Linked DNA regions of Mus musculus: region 2 is linked to region 1. Evidence: chromatin contacts called from ENCODE Hi-C or POLR2A ChIA-PET data. All regions are on one chromosome and are shown on one strand. The core of a region is the stretch at or near the end of the contact, and the rest is flanking DNA. Distances in the headings are between cores, read along the strand shown.

The links. Hi-C counts contacts between places; a loop is a spot of excess contacts on that map. ChIA-PET counts read pairs that join two places held with the same protein, here RNA polymerase II (POLR2A).
Region 2: POLR2A ChIA-PET joins it to region 1 with 10 read pairs in Patski. The contact joins two enhancer-like sites. A Hi-C loop is called at or near these places in 7 of 37 maps with a recorded cell type or tissue (CH12.LX, Patski, gastrocnemius and 3 more). POLR2A ChIA-PET finds 5 or more read pairs at or near these places in 4 of 5 experiments (Patski and embryonic stem cell).

Annotation. Positions count from the first base shown.
Region 1 is chr8:122,292,890-122,299,291 of GRCm38, forward strand. The region is part of intron 1 of Zfpm1 (zinc finger protein, multitype 1); the gene reads left to right. Among named protein-coding and RNA genes, the nearest start is that of Gm39269, 11 kb to the left of the region's middle. RefSeq lists enhancers at 3,362-3,717, 3,739-4,162. Within about 2 kb of position 1,522, at least 1 of the 3 ENCODE cell types and tissues checked has a DNase peak (open chromatin) inside an H3K27ac peak, as active enhancers do; it is heart, where a contact is called at or near this core.
Region 2 is chr8:122,327,367-122,334,460 of GRCm38, forward strand. Zfpm1 (zinc finger protein, multitype 1) reads left to right here. Exons shown (of 10, transcript NM_009569.4): 5 at 4,724-4,823; 6 at 6,355-6,561; 7 at 7,086-7,094. Among named protein-coding and RNA genes, the nearest start is that of Gm46056, 14 kb to the right of the region's middle. RefSeq lists an enhancer at 2,305-2,595. Within about 2 kb of position 3,498, at least 1 of the 3 ENCODE cell types and tissues checked has a DNase peak (open chromatin) inside an H3K27ac peak, as active enhancers do; it is heart, where a contact is called at or near this core.

The sequences.
Region 1 (6,402 bases), core at 272-2,771:
CCAGTGCTGAGGACTCGGGGACATGCTGCCTCTGGACAATACTGCATCCCTCTCGGGCAAAGAGCTCCCGCAGGACTTCTTATTTCTGACCACCCCCACCTGGATGATTCTAGAAGTTTGTCTTTGTCATCCTGGGTTATTGTCCCCACCCTCTCCTGACTAATCACCAGGATTTCATACCTGGGGTGTCTCGGGATTCACACTCTGAACCATCAAGTTCAAGGATATGAGAGGGGGGCTAGGGTCCAGCCTACCCATCACCCTTTAGGCGTCTCCCTGGTCTGAGCCTCAGTTTCCGTATCTGTAAGATGGGGCTAGAGATGCAAAGGTTGCCCCGCAACCCTGGTCCTGCTCCCCAGAACCTCTAGCCATATTCTCTGGCCACCCCATCTGTCCTGTACCTCCTCGCTGCCCACCAAATCCAGACTGCTAGACTCCAGGCCAGAGAGGCACAGCTGGACCCAGCTCCATCTGACCTGGCTGTGTAACCTTGGGCCAAGCACTTCACCTCACTGGGCCTGGCTACCTCATAGAGCAGATGAGCCCATGAGTGTCCTTGCAGGTCCTTGTGAAGAGCTGAGGAGACAGAGCTTGGGAACCCTGAGTCCTGGCAGACAGGTGGGACCCCCACCCTCCCAGGTTCTTCTCCAAGCCTGTCTTCCTTCCTGGCTGGTGCCTGAGAGAGAGGCCTCCTCCTTCAGCTCCACGGGTGTGGGAGGGAATGGGGTGGGTGTGTTCCGCCCTCCCAGGCCCCCAACAAAAAGAAGAAAGAAAGGGAACCTTGATAAAAAGAGCGATAGGCGCCATGCGTGGAGGAGCCGCTATCAGCCCATCTATCTGCCTGCTCACTCTCGGTTCTTCCCCCTTATCTCACCCCTCCAAATGCCAGGAACAAAAGCGTCGCAGACTTCCATGCATTGCCAAGCCCCTGGCCCAACTCAGGGCTGCCAGGAGAGATGGCCCTGAAATCTAAAGAGAAAGTCGAGGCCCCTCAGCCTCATCATTTTTGGAAAAGGAAGACCCAAATGGCCCATTCTGAGACCTAGCAGCTGGGGTGGAATTGTCCAGGAGTGGTGCCTAGGGGTGGGGGAGGTCTCCACGGCACCCCTTGCACATTGGCTGTGTGACCTTGGGTCAGCATCTTCCCTCTGAGGCATCCAGGGTGGGTAAGAATGAGTTTAGTGGGGCCTGGGTGGACCAGTTTTCCCCCATAAAGTTCCTTTCTACCTAAATCTTTCTCGGGTCACCAGAATCTAACACTTTCCAGAACACCCCCAAGATCCAGTCCCACCTTTGCCTCCCCTGAAAACTCCTAAGTCCTATGGATTGTCTTAGAAATGGCCTGGGTTCCCAAGAGCAGCACCACTGAGCCCTGGTCCCCAGAACGTCCATTCCTCCCACCTCTGTCCAGCCCCTACTAGCAGCCAATGAAAATAGTGTGTGCAAATGAGCAGACTTGAGGCTCAGAGATTGGCTACAGTTCCATGGAGGGGGTGGGGCCTTATCTCAAACGAGAGCTTGTACCTGTCCAGCCCAGACCCACTGGGTGGAAGTCCTCCCGGGCTTCTGTGCCTTCTTACTGAGCCTTGTGTTTGCCTTGAACAGGCGGGCCTTTAAGTAAGCTCTGCTGACCTCAGCCTAAGCCACACCCTCCGGCACTAGGACCTGGGCATTCCACAAACACTACAGTCAGCTCCTGTGCCAAATGAGAGTGGGGAGGTGAGAAGTGGAGCCGGGACAGGCAGCAAAGGCTGGCAGCTCCCTCCCTCCCTCCAGACCCTACTCGAGTTATTGTCCCCATCCCCTCCTGAGCCTGGTGACTCACTAGGAATGTTGCTGACCAAGTCTCTGTGGCCTGAGGCTCTGGCAAGAACAGGGATCTCCGTTTGTCTTTGTCACACCTCAGTTTCCCAATCTGTAAAATGGAAAGGAATCTAGTCCCTCAGCTGCCAGGAGGGTTTTGAACCCCATCCCTGCCCCAGGCCTCGGTTTCCCCACCACATCATGGGCCATTCTAGAGCTGCCCATTCCGTATTCTTTTCAAAGCTGCGGAGGTGGGATCCTGACCTTGCCCCCAGCCTCTCCGCTCCTCAGCGTACCGTATTACAGAATAGGGTCTATAGTCAGCAGTCGGGGGCACTGGCTCCCACCGCACCCCCAAGCCTCTGACCTAACAGCCACTGGTATGAGCAGGGGTTTGTTGTTGTTGTTGTTGTTTTAATGTGTAATTGCAAAATAGTGGGGAAACAAGGTCCCCTGGAGAGCTTAGGCTGAGACCTAAGGGAGGAAGAGTCAGGAGTGACCTCATGGCCTCCCTCAGTCCTGGCCCCCACACTAAGGGTCTCTGTCACCTGTTTTTATTAACTGTGTGTGAGGGTACACTATCCCATCGTGAGGCCTTCCAGGGGGCCTCTCAGACCCTGCCAGAGGGCATCCATCTCATTTGGGCAGCTCCCGCCTCCCCCCAGAGCACAGAGCTGGATAAAAGCTACCTGCTTGTTTCTAGATCAGCCTTGCTGTCTCGGGAGGAAGAGGATGGAGGAAAGGAACAGGGTCAAGTCAGTCTGAGAAGCTGGCATTACCACAGACAGGGAAGCCTGAGGAGTCCTGAGGGACGGACCAAGTGCTGTGATACGGAGACAGGGAAGGGACCGTGGCTGGGACACAGATGACTCGGAAGCCCCACAGCGTTGAGAAAGCATTCTTGAATCAGAGCCGAGGGGCAGAAGCTGAGCGGGGTGGAGGTGGAGTGGAGAGAAGATGCTGATGGTGTTGGTGAGAGCGTGAAGGACACACAACACAGGGCCTCATGTGTAAGCAGGGCAGGGAGAGGATGGGGTACCCACAGTGTGGAAGGAGGGGGTACCCACAGTGTGTTAGAGGATGGGGTACCCACAGTGTGTTAGAGGATGGGGCACCCACAGTGTGTTAGAGGATAGTGCACCCACAGTGTGTTAGAGGATAGTGTACCTACAGTGTGTTAGAGGATAGTGCACCCACAGTGTGTTAGAGGATGGGGCACCCACAGTGTGTTAAAGGATAGTGCACCCACAGTGTGTTAGAGGATAGTGTACCCACAGTGTGTTAGAGGATGGGGTACCCACAGTGTGTTAGAGGATGGGGTACCCACAGTGTGCTAGAGGATGGGGTACCCGCAGTGTGTTAGAGGATGGGGTACCCACAGTGTGTTAGAGGATAGTGTACCCACAATGTGTTAGAGGATGGGTTACCCACAGTGTGTTAGAGGATAGTGTACCCACAGTGTGTTAGAGGATGGGGCACCCACAATGTGTTAGAGGATTGTGTACCCACAGTGTGTTAGAGGGTGGGGCACCCACAGTGTGAGAGGATGGGGCACCCGCAGTGGGTTTGGGAAGTGCTCAGAGCACTGTGCTGTTCCAGATGGGCACAGCCCAGCCTGCTGAGTGGAGGGCTTGTCTGTCACACAGGAGCCACCCCCTCCTGAGTAGCCATCTGCCTCTGCCCTGTGCCACACAGCGACGGCTCCATTAGTGAAACCCGCTCACATGGCTCAGTTCTTATCACCCATCTGGAGAAGGGATCACTCCAGCCTCAGCGCCCATCTCCGAGGCTTGTTTCCTCCTCTTTGCCCCAGGCGATGAGCTGTGGCCTCAGCAGGCCCGGGCCCCATCCTATCGCAGGACCCCCAGGCCATGGCCATCCCCGGGGAGCACAACCAGCCCCCTTGATATCCTGGGCCTTCCCCCATGCGGCCCCTCCCCCAGAAGCGCAGGCCATGGCTTCCCGGAGTGAAACAATCTTGTGTAATCTATCAGTGGCTATCGGGCCCATCGAGGGGAGGGACGGGAGTGGCTGGGCCTAGAGATGGCGCCAACCTTTAGCGTTGATAAAGTTTCCGAGTTCAGCTGTGATGAATGTTGAGTAAGCGCAGGCCGCAGATAGGATGTGGACTTGGCAGGCCCGAGGCTCCGGCTGAAACCAATCTCCCTCTATCAGCCAGGCTGGGCTTTCTCAGGCCCCCGGCCCTCTTCCCTCCTCCTAGCCTCCCTTTCTCTAGGCCTTGCCCCACCCAGGCCCCTGCCCCTGGGGACAGGGTAAAGGACCAGCTTACTGGTTGGATCTGTCCTGACAGAGGAACCAGGCTTAAGCCAAAGGGAAGATACTGAGGGAGCTCACAGAGGTAGCTGTTGAAACGGAGTGAGGGCCCAGCGCACCCCGACCCTCCACAGGTCCTGCATCTTCAGGCTTGTCGCTTGGTGGTGCTGCTTGCTGTACCCTGATTAAACCTCAGCTCCGTCCTGGGCCTTTAGACTTAGGAGCTCAGCCTGGACTTTCTGTGCCCCTCCCCATCCTAGGTCTTCCTACATGCAGTACCTGAGCTCATTTTAGTTTAAATGCCCGCCCCATTCAACAAACCCCAGAACCCCGACATCCCATGGACTGAACTAGCCCTCTGAGGTACATAGGCCCACATCTGTCTCCATCTCAGACTGATCCCCTCTCTTGACTGCACAGTGAGTCCCCAGCTTGGACCCTGCCTGGAACTTCCTGGTCCCCCCAGGGCCTCTCCGTCCACTCCTCACCAGAACTCTGTAAGGTCGGATGTGGGTCCCTGGACCTTGCAGCCCAGCTAGGTCTCCATTCTGTATGTCCCTGAAGAGCAGGCCGGGTGGTGGCTAGGAGGGCTGCCTTCCACCTCAGTTTCCGTTCATGGCTTCCACATTCCTGCATGCTGGTGCTAGCCAGGCTCTGACAGACTCCAGCAAGTGGTTGTGGGCAGCGTACATGTACCTGCAGGGATCTGGGCTGAAGGAGCCATAGTTTCTAAAGACTACAGGTACACCAGGAGGGGGCAGGGGTCACCCCCACAAAACAGAGGGGTGTCCTGACTCCAACTGAGCCAGGAGCAGCTAGCAGAGCCTAGGGTCTGGTTCCAGGAGCAGACATAGGGGGCCAGGGGTGGCCAGAAACAGAGGTGGAAAGGGAGATACGGGGATTATGGAGAGAAACGAGGCCTCACAAGGGCAACAGCGAGGCCTTAGTTCTCATCTACTGTGAATAAGGATGGGTCCAGAGACCTTGTTACTTTCTGTCTCAGTTTCTCATACTTAGAGCAGGGTAGTACCAAATTGGAACGCTAGTAAGTGTCATGCGTCAATGACATGCTCAGCTCTCCATTGTGTTCAGTGGCCCTTTCTCAGCCCCAGGGCTGAGGTCTGCCTCTGACCACTGGTACAGTGTGAAGCACATGGCTGGGGTGCCTGGGTCCTCAGAGGCTTCCAGAGGGCCACGCAGCTACACACGGACTAGCCAGAGCAGCAGCAGCAGCTCAGGGCAGGGAAGCCCACCATATTCTGGCCATTAAGTCGGAGTTGGCTTTTGTGTAAGGGTTGGAAACGGGAGCGGAATACATTTCCAGGAGGTGGGGGGGGGAGCTCGGTGCTGCCCACGGCCCAGCCAGGATCACAGCTGTGTGAAGCCTTGGTTCCTCTGGGGATAGGCAAGGGAAGGTGACTGATGGCAGATTTTCAGTGACTCCTTTTAAAGTTTCTGGAACCAATTTGACCCCAGGTCGCCAGCGTGTGTTTCTTTTCACAAGACAGCGCCATGCAGAGCTCTGCATTTTATCTGGGCTGCATGTCACCCACACATACCTTTTTTTCCTCAGTAAAGATTCTTGCCTTTAAACGTCAAGCATCAGGAAAAGCCTGTATTTACTGTGTGTGAATCATATCTCAATAAGATCTTCTTAGTGTTTGAATGCTGAGGTCTGTATAGACGCATGTTTACTAGGATGTGGGTCCTGACTCTGTCAGACCCACTGCTCGGTGCCTCTGTAGTGACTGAGGAAGGTATGCGTCACCTTCTAGGATGTCCTGAGTTCCAAACCCACGTGACCTGGGGTGGACCCTCGTGATGCTCACAGCCAGGCACAGAAGCAGTCAGCAGGTCAACCATCAAAGACCACACGGGATAGAGAGGACCAGGCAAGACAGAGAAGGACGTAGGGCTCAGACTCCTTGGGAAGGGACATGAGCTCCCCACAGAGGGTCTGTGGGGACACCCTCTGTGACACACTGGGTGAGAAACATCTCCTGTCCCATCCTGTGTCTGTTCAGGCCCCGGGCCACCCATGCTGTGAACAGTCCATAGACTCAAAGATGGCAGCCCCTGGCTCCAGCTCCAGCTTGACTGTCATCATTGGGAACCCCAGGGGGCAGACACACTTCCCCTTCTAGGGTGGGGTGTGTGCACTCAAGTGAACAAGCAGTGCTATATGGCCAGCTCTTTTGTGGCCAGCCTAGTGTGGGCAGCGTCCCTCCTGGGCTCTGTGAGATCTGTTCCTCCAATAGTGTCCTCATCTCTACCACCAGTTTGGCTGTCTCTTTAGCGCCCACTTGAGTTTGAGGTCAAGGTTGA
Region 2 (7,094 bases), core at 2,248-4,747, 36 kb after region 1:
AAAACCAAAAGAAAAAAAAAAAAAAGAAAAGAAAAGAAAAGAAAAAAGAAAAAGAAAAGATGCTAGAAAGGCTGAAGTGGGCCCAGACTGCGTGACTTCATGTGGACCAGCCTTTAGGTCAGTCCCTAATGGCCTGAGGTCCTCTCATCTGGGGATGGAGTGAGGGAGCCTAGGCTAGCCCAAACTCACCTTACTGGGACTTGAGGGAGTGCTGGGGAAGTTTGGTTTCCATCCCCATCTTTGTGTAACAAGGGAGGGAGGGTACCCAGGAAAGGCATCTCCTCTCCAGGGCATGCAGCCCAGCTGTGCCCACTGCTGTTCTACCCAGATGTGAAATATAGTTTGAGCCCTGCTTCACTGGCCTGGGGAAGCATTCCAAGCCCCGCCTTAAAGAGACAGCAGCCCAGCCTGAGAAACCTCAGCTGGAAAGTGGCTGTCTGCTGTAACCTGACAGCAGGCATAGATGTACCCCGAGTGCCACACCCTGTACACTCTGTCATAGCTGAAGACAGAGGCCACTATCCTAAGGGGCAGAGTAGGTCCTGTGCTCTTTGAGGCAGAGCTGCCTGAGGCGTCTGGTGGCCCCAGGACTCTTGGTCTTCATGTGGCTCCATCTCCCCTTGTACCTTCTCTTTTTTATGTCATTTGTTATTTGGGCTACCCTGTTCCAGGTGATTTCATATTTTCATATGAAATATGCAAAGACCCTTTCTCTAAATAAGATCACTCTCACAATTCTGGTGACATCTGTGAAGCCACCATTCTGCCCAGTCCATAGAGACTGGGACAGTCAGGAGTGTCATTTGGCTCAGTCACCAGGCCCAGTCTAGGTTTGCTCTTGGCTTTGTGGGGGCCTGAGCCCCCTTCTTCTCCATCTTTGGTTTCCCCGTCAGCTAAGGGAGAAGCTTAAAAAATATCCTAGGCTCCCACCCCTCCTCAGGCTCCTCCATCTGCTCCTGAGCTGCAGCAGCTATGGCCTCAGACCTGCCTGCAGCTAGCTCCATCTTTGGGCCCCAAAGCCACCCTGAGGTAAAAGGCTGGGGCCAGGAGGTGAGCAGCAGGGCCCACCCTACACAGAGGGATGGCTGGCAGGGATGGCATGAGCCATGCGCCTGTGACTCTCCCCGCAGGTGATCTCTGCCCTCATTTCTCTGCCTGAGATGGCCAGCATCGTCCTTGCTCTCCTCCCAACACGAAATGCAGTTAACATGAACCCAAGCTCACTCTTGCTGGTCCCTTGTCCCCTGTTGTCCCTGGCCCTTCAAAGGCCCTGCTCCTTCCCCTTTACTATGTACTGTGTCTCTAGCCCTTGGCACAGAGCTGGCCTTCAGGGACTGAGGGGCGAGTACATGGATGAGCAGTGACAGTGGGGTGGGCAGAGCTTCTTAGACTTTGGTTCTAATCCTGTGTACACAGCGTGTATTCTCGGTGAGCCTCAACCCTACACCTATGAAGTGGGCGATGGGCATCTGGGGAAAAGAGAGGAGCCATAGGCTGTTATCACTGTGGAAGGAGGGTGGATCAGCAGGAGAGAGGGCCTAATTAGAGTCACCCTGTGACCACAGGCCCCAGCACTAGTCCCCAGCATATGGGGACCTGAAGCCCAGGCAGCAGTGTGGGATACCATTTTTGGAGCAAGCTGCCCACCTGAGAGGGCTCACCTTCCCTGAAAACGGCTTTATGAGCAGCAAGATTTGGGAACAGCCGCAGATAAAGTCGTCTCAGAGATGGTTTCTGATGGTTTCTGATGGTTATCAGCCCGCAGAGTCGGACACTGACCTCTTTGTTGGGGGAACAGGAGCAGGCTCAGATCCACAGGAGAATTTAAAGTGGCTGATGTCATCCAGGGCTGGGGGGAGGGAGAGTTGGAGCCAGGAGGGAGAGACAAATGATGGCTGGAGGGGCAGCGAGTGGGACAGATGCCAGGGCTCTTCTCTGACCTAGACACACCTGAACAGAGGAGCCGGGGGCCGGGAGCTGAACTCCTCCTCCGAGGCCTACCTGAGAGACCCAGACAGGGAGAAGAGTGACCACAAAGCCCTGTCCCAAGCCCCAACCTATCCTGATGCAGGGCAATGACATTCACACACACACACACACACACACACACACACACACACACACACACACACACACACGGAAACAGAGAAGGGACCTGCATGGAGGCGCAGGACCTCTGTTTTGGGGCAGCCAGGAACTCATGGCCCATTTCCCTGGGGACTTGATGTGCTGGACAGCAACCACTGCTCCCTCCTAGCACTGCTCCCCAAGGTTGCATGCACCCCATGCCACAGTGCTGCAAGGGGGTGCGGTATGGTGTTCCATGCACTGGGACTGCCACAGAAAGAGCAGCTTGTGCAGCGTCAGCAAAGTGGCGTGCGTGTGCGCGCTCGTGTTTTTATCATGCGGTGAACACGCTGCTCCGGAGAGCGATAAGCGTTAAACCGACCGCGAGGCTGTCAGTCTCAGTTTGAGGGTTTAGAAATATTGGGACGAATAATTAGATTTCATATCGTTACCACAGCACCCATCAGAGGATCAGGCAGATTAATTTTCTCACCCTCCTCCGCTCATTAATATTCATTAGAGTAGTGGAAGGCTGAGGCAGGGAGGGCCAGACCCAGCCACCTCACTGACAGCCATCTGCTGGGGCCAGGAACAGCTAGCCTGTGAGAGTCAGAGGCCCCCTGTGTGGCTGCCCACACCCGTCTGCTGCTTACTCTGTGCTATCCAACTGTGACCTTGAAAGCTCACCTACCCCCTGCATCCCTGGGAGCCACCTCCTGACGGAAGCCAGCCGATCTGAAGCAGGCTCTTGGGTAGAATGCACTCCCTCAGTGGACGTGTGGCAACTGCCAGCAAGGTCCAGGGTGCAAGGCAATACCTAGGTCCAGAGATGCCTTACTGTTCATGTTATCCTTCAAGCAGAGCATAAGTAAGCAGCCGTGGCCAGTATACACAGCTCTAGGGCTTCCTGTATCCTCACATTCATCTGTGCCCAGGGCAGAAAGGCCCACAGAGAAGGGCACAGCCTCCCTAGCCCCCAGCTCTCCCACCGCCCTGAGATGGTGGCAGGACAAGGAAGGGGATTCCTTCCCCTATCCTGACAGCAACTTTGTCATGTGGGCCTCACCGTGCTGGCATACAGGAAACTGAAGCCAGAGGTGCAGGTGTTACCTGCTAGGACTCCAGGGCTCCCCTTCAGAACCAGCTTATCTCCACTCCCTGCTCCATGGCAAGCCACGTGGCAGCAGGCAGGTGACGTGGAAGCCACCGGGCTGGGCTGTCATGACCTCATGGGTCACTGGGAGTTCCCAGCTAGTAGGCCTTATCTTGTTGGCTCTGTATATGCCATGTGAATGCGATCTGTAAAGAGTTGGTCCACAGGGGTCACAGGAGAAAGGTCAGACCTGAACCCTGACGTTTGGCCCCAGAGCCTATGTGGGCATCACACACAAGGGGACCCAGGAGTGCCAAGCACTGTCCTGGCAGTTCCCCTTACAGTCAGCAGCCTGTTTCTCCTCCTGTTCCAGCCTGTTGGTCATCTTCCTTACCCAGTGAGCTCATTGCCATGACCACCGCAGCGGTTCTTAGGAGCCGGGAGTGAGCAGGGGCTCTAAGCTTTGGGTTAAGAGTTCCTGGGGTGCAGGTTTCTGAGTGAAAGGCATTTATTTGAATCAAACAGCGAATGGCCGACAGGATGATACACAGGCCTGCTCTGCCTTTACACATAGTGCCCGAGTGGCTTAGTCCAGGGGCTAAGTAAGCTCAGCGAACAGGGAGGTGCCCAAGTGGCAGCAGTCACCCACCCCACCCTCCAAGGATAGACAGGACTGGGCCTCTGCTGTCCCTGCCTTCCACTGGCTGTGTCTCATCCTCCACCGGAGACCAAATCCCAGCCCAGCCTTCCAGCCTGGGCTGCACAGAGACATGGCCACGTACACTTACTTCCTCTGCTGCTGGGCTGAGAGCCAGGGTGCAGGGGGCAGGAAGCAAGCAGCTTTGGTGGCCCTGGGGGGCTGAGCCCAGAGCTCTTCCCTTCCAGGTTCAGATGGAGCTGCAGAGGAAGTGTGTGGCACAGCCCTAGGCTGGAACTTCTAACCCCAACCCCCTCCCCTTTATTCTGTCTCAGTTCCCTGGCCCATATGATGGGGAAGAGGGCACAGAGCCTCAGCTACCCACTACCCCTCGCTCCCTGGCAACACAGCTGTCTTGGGTTGGGGCAGCCAATCTCAGGAGAAGGACAGTGCTCTCAATGAACGGACAGGGCCAAAAGTTCCACCCTGCACCAGAAAGGAAAGCTCTACTGTACAGAGACATGGGCTCGTGCTCTCCCTCTCTCCCTCTCTCCCTCTCTCCCTCCCTCTCTCCCTCTCTCCCTCCCTCCCTCCCTTTCTCAGTTCCTTGCAGGAATCTAGCAGTTGCGTGGTATGGGCCATACCCTTGGTGCCAGCAGCTCTGCTGTCACAGAAAGAGAACACACATCAGCAGGCTCTATAGATTCAGTGCTTGACAGCTCTAGACCTTTGTTCCCAACAGAGACCAATGCATAGCCTGGGAATGCACAGCTCCCTGCCATGCCTCCAGTTATCATAGTGTTTGAACTACACAAGTCCTACTGCTATGAGCTACCAGGCTGCTGACCACCACTACACAACAGAGCAAAGCCCCCCACTCGGCATCCTATATAGACTGAGCCTTTCCCATCTCCACTCTTCTCTAGGGCCCAGCTGTGACCCTGATGGTGGATGAGAGCTGCTGGCTAAGGATGCTGCCCCAGGTCCTAACTGAAGAAGCCGCCAACTCAGAGATCTACAGGAAGGGTCTGTATCTCATGCCTGCCTCCCTCCCCGCTAAGGTCTTTCAGAAGGCAGGGTCACTTGGTTCTGACTGGTCCAGCTCTTAAAGGGACACCAGCTTATCTGGGTAACAATCAAACTGCCTGAGAGAGCACCCTGAACCCCATCTGAGAGGATGATGGACAACCTTTGGAGCTGCAATCCCATGCGAATCATAACCACTGACACAAGAGCTAGAGGGACCACCCTGGGCCCTCTACAGCCAGCCCCTGAACACAAGAGCTAGAGGGACCACCCTGGGCCCTCCACAGCCACTGAACACAAGAGCTAGAGGGACCACCCTGGGCCCTCCACAGCCACTGAACACAAGGGCTAGAGGGGCCACCCTGGGCCCTCCACAGCCACTGAACACAAGGGCTAGAGGGGCCACCCTGGGCCCTCCACAGCCACTGAACACAAGGGCTAGAGGGGCCACCCTGGGCCCTCCACAGCCACTGAACACAAGGGCTAGAGGGGCCACCCTGGGCCCTCCACAGCCACTGAACACAAGAGCTAGAGGGACCACCCTGGGCCCTCCACAGCCACTGAACACAAGGGCTAGAGGGGCCACCCTGGGCCCTCCACAGCCACTGAGAGCTCTGCTTCTCTACGTGGGCTTAGGGGGAGACTGAGCAAGAAGAGCTTCCGGGGACCACTGAAGGCAGCCTGCACTAGAAAGGAACACGCCCCAACACCAGATTGGATGTTGGCAAGCCGTCAGCCATGTGCTTGCACCACCAGGACTGACCTGCCCATAGGCTTCTACAACACAGTTCTGCCCAAGTGTGCCATCCACAGAAGACAGAGGCCCTTATAGGGATGATACTGATAAACATGACCTGATCTGGGTGGGGCCTGCAGACAGGGTCACAGTGACCACAGGAATCCTGTGGACATTGTCGCTTGATTTTTCCTGTATCACTTGGCCCATAATGGGACTTACACAGGCTCTACCCTGCAGCTCAGCTCCTACTGCCACCTTAGAACATACATACTCCCTTTTCTTTTCCCACTTTCTGCTGGGAGTGGCCACTGGCTTGAGACTGAGGCCAGAAGTGTCCCTACTCACAGCTCACAGGGTTCCAGGCCATGTGGCAGAACTGCTGGCCCAGGACACCTGGGTTTTTGTGGATTGAGGCTGCCCTCTACAGGCTACTGTGGGAACAGCACCAGGCCCATGCCCAACAGATTGAAAACCTGCCTGTTCTGGAGCCCAATGCGTTAGGACACCCCTCTACCCCAGCCAAGTGATAGTGATTACATACAACCCCCTCATATATCCCTGCCCATGTCTACCCTTTTACTGGAGATGTAAGCTCCCCCAATCCTTGCCTCAGACACAGGATAGCACACCACAAATCCAGCCAGCCACGAACGTGAGCCTGAATGCAGCCACTTCCTGCCTTTTGCCCAGACTCAGTCATCCCTGGCCATACAGCAGGGCCCCAGGGTGGGAGACAAAGGGAAGCACCCCCATTAAAGGCCCAGGATCATCACAAGTGCCTGTACCCTACAGATGACGCCCTCTGGTGCAGGGTTACCAAAGTGGTGCCTTCTGGTGGACTGCTATATGTGCGCCTTGTCACCGAGCCCCATGGTGCTCCCAGACACCCTGTGCAGGAACCAGTAGAACCTGGAGGCTTGGCCCCAGTGCACACCGACATCCAGCTGCTGCCCCAGCAGGCTGGCATGGCATCCATCCTTGCTACCGCAGTCATCAACAGTAAGTATGTGACTCCCAGGGGCAGACTTTGGTTGACACTCAAGTCAAAGGTTAGGGCAGATCCTGGGGGGGGGGGTGGTCAGCATGCAAAAGGTCCAGTTTACACACACGGGGAGGGGGGGGCAGGGGATAAATTATGCTCCAGTAAGACACTGAACTGAAGGACAGTACCCAGCTGATGCAGAGTGACCCGAGTGCTAGATTGTACATGGCCTGCTACCATAGGAAGGGCTCAGCCCCAAGGGACCTGGTGCGGGCCCCCTGAGAAGTAGAAAGAGAAGGTGGTGGCAGGCATGGGTGTAATATATGCCTAAAGGCAGCAGTAGGAGCTGAGTCCTCATGTCCCCTGTGCAGGGACAGGAGAATCCCCAGTGCCTGGGTGGGTCCTACGATTAGACGGGGCCTTCAGGGACACAATGAAAGGAGAGCTAAGCCACCAAAAGCCAGTACCTCAGCCTGGAGCTGTCAAGGCCAGGCCCTTCCTCATCCAGTCAGTACCTCACCCCCACTTGTACCCCTACCAGAGGACGTCT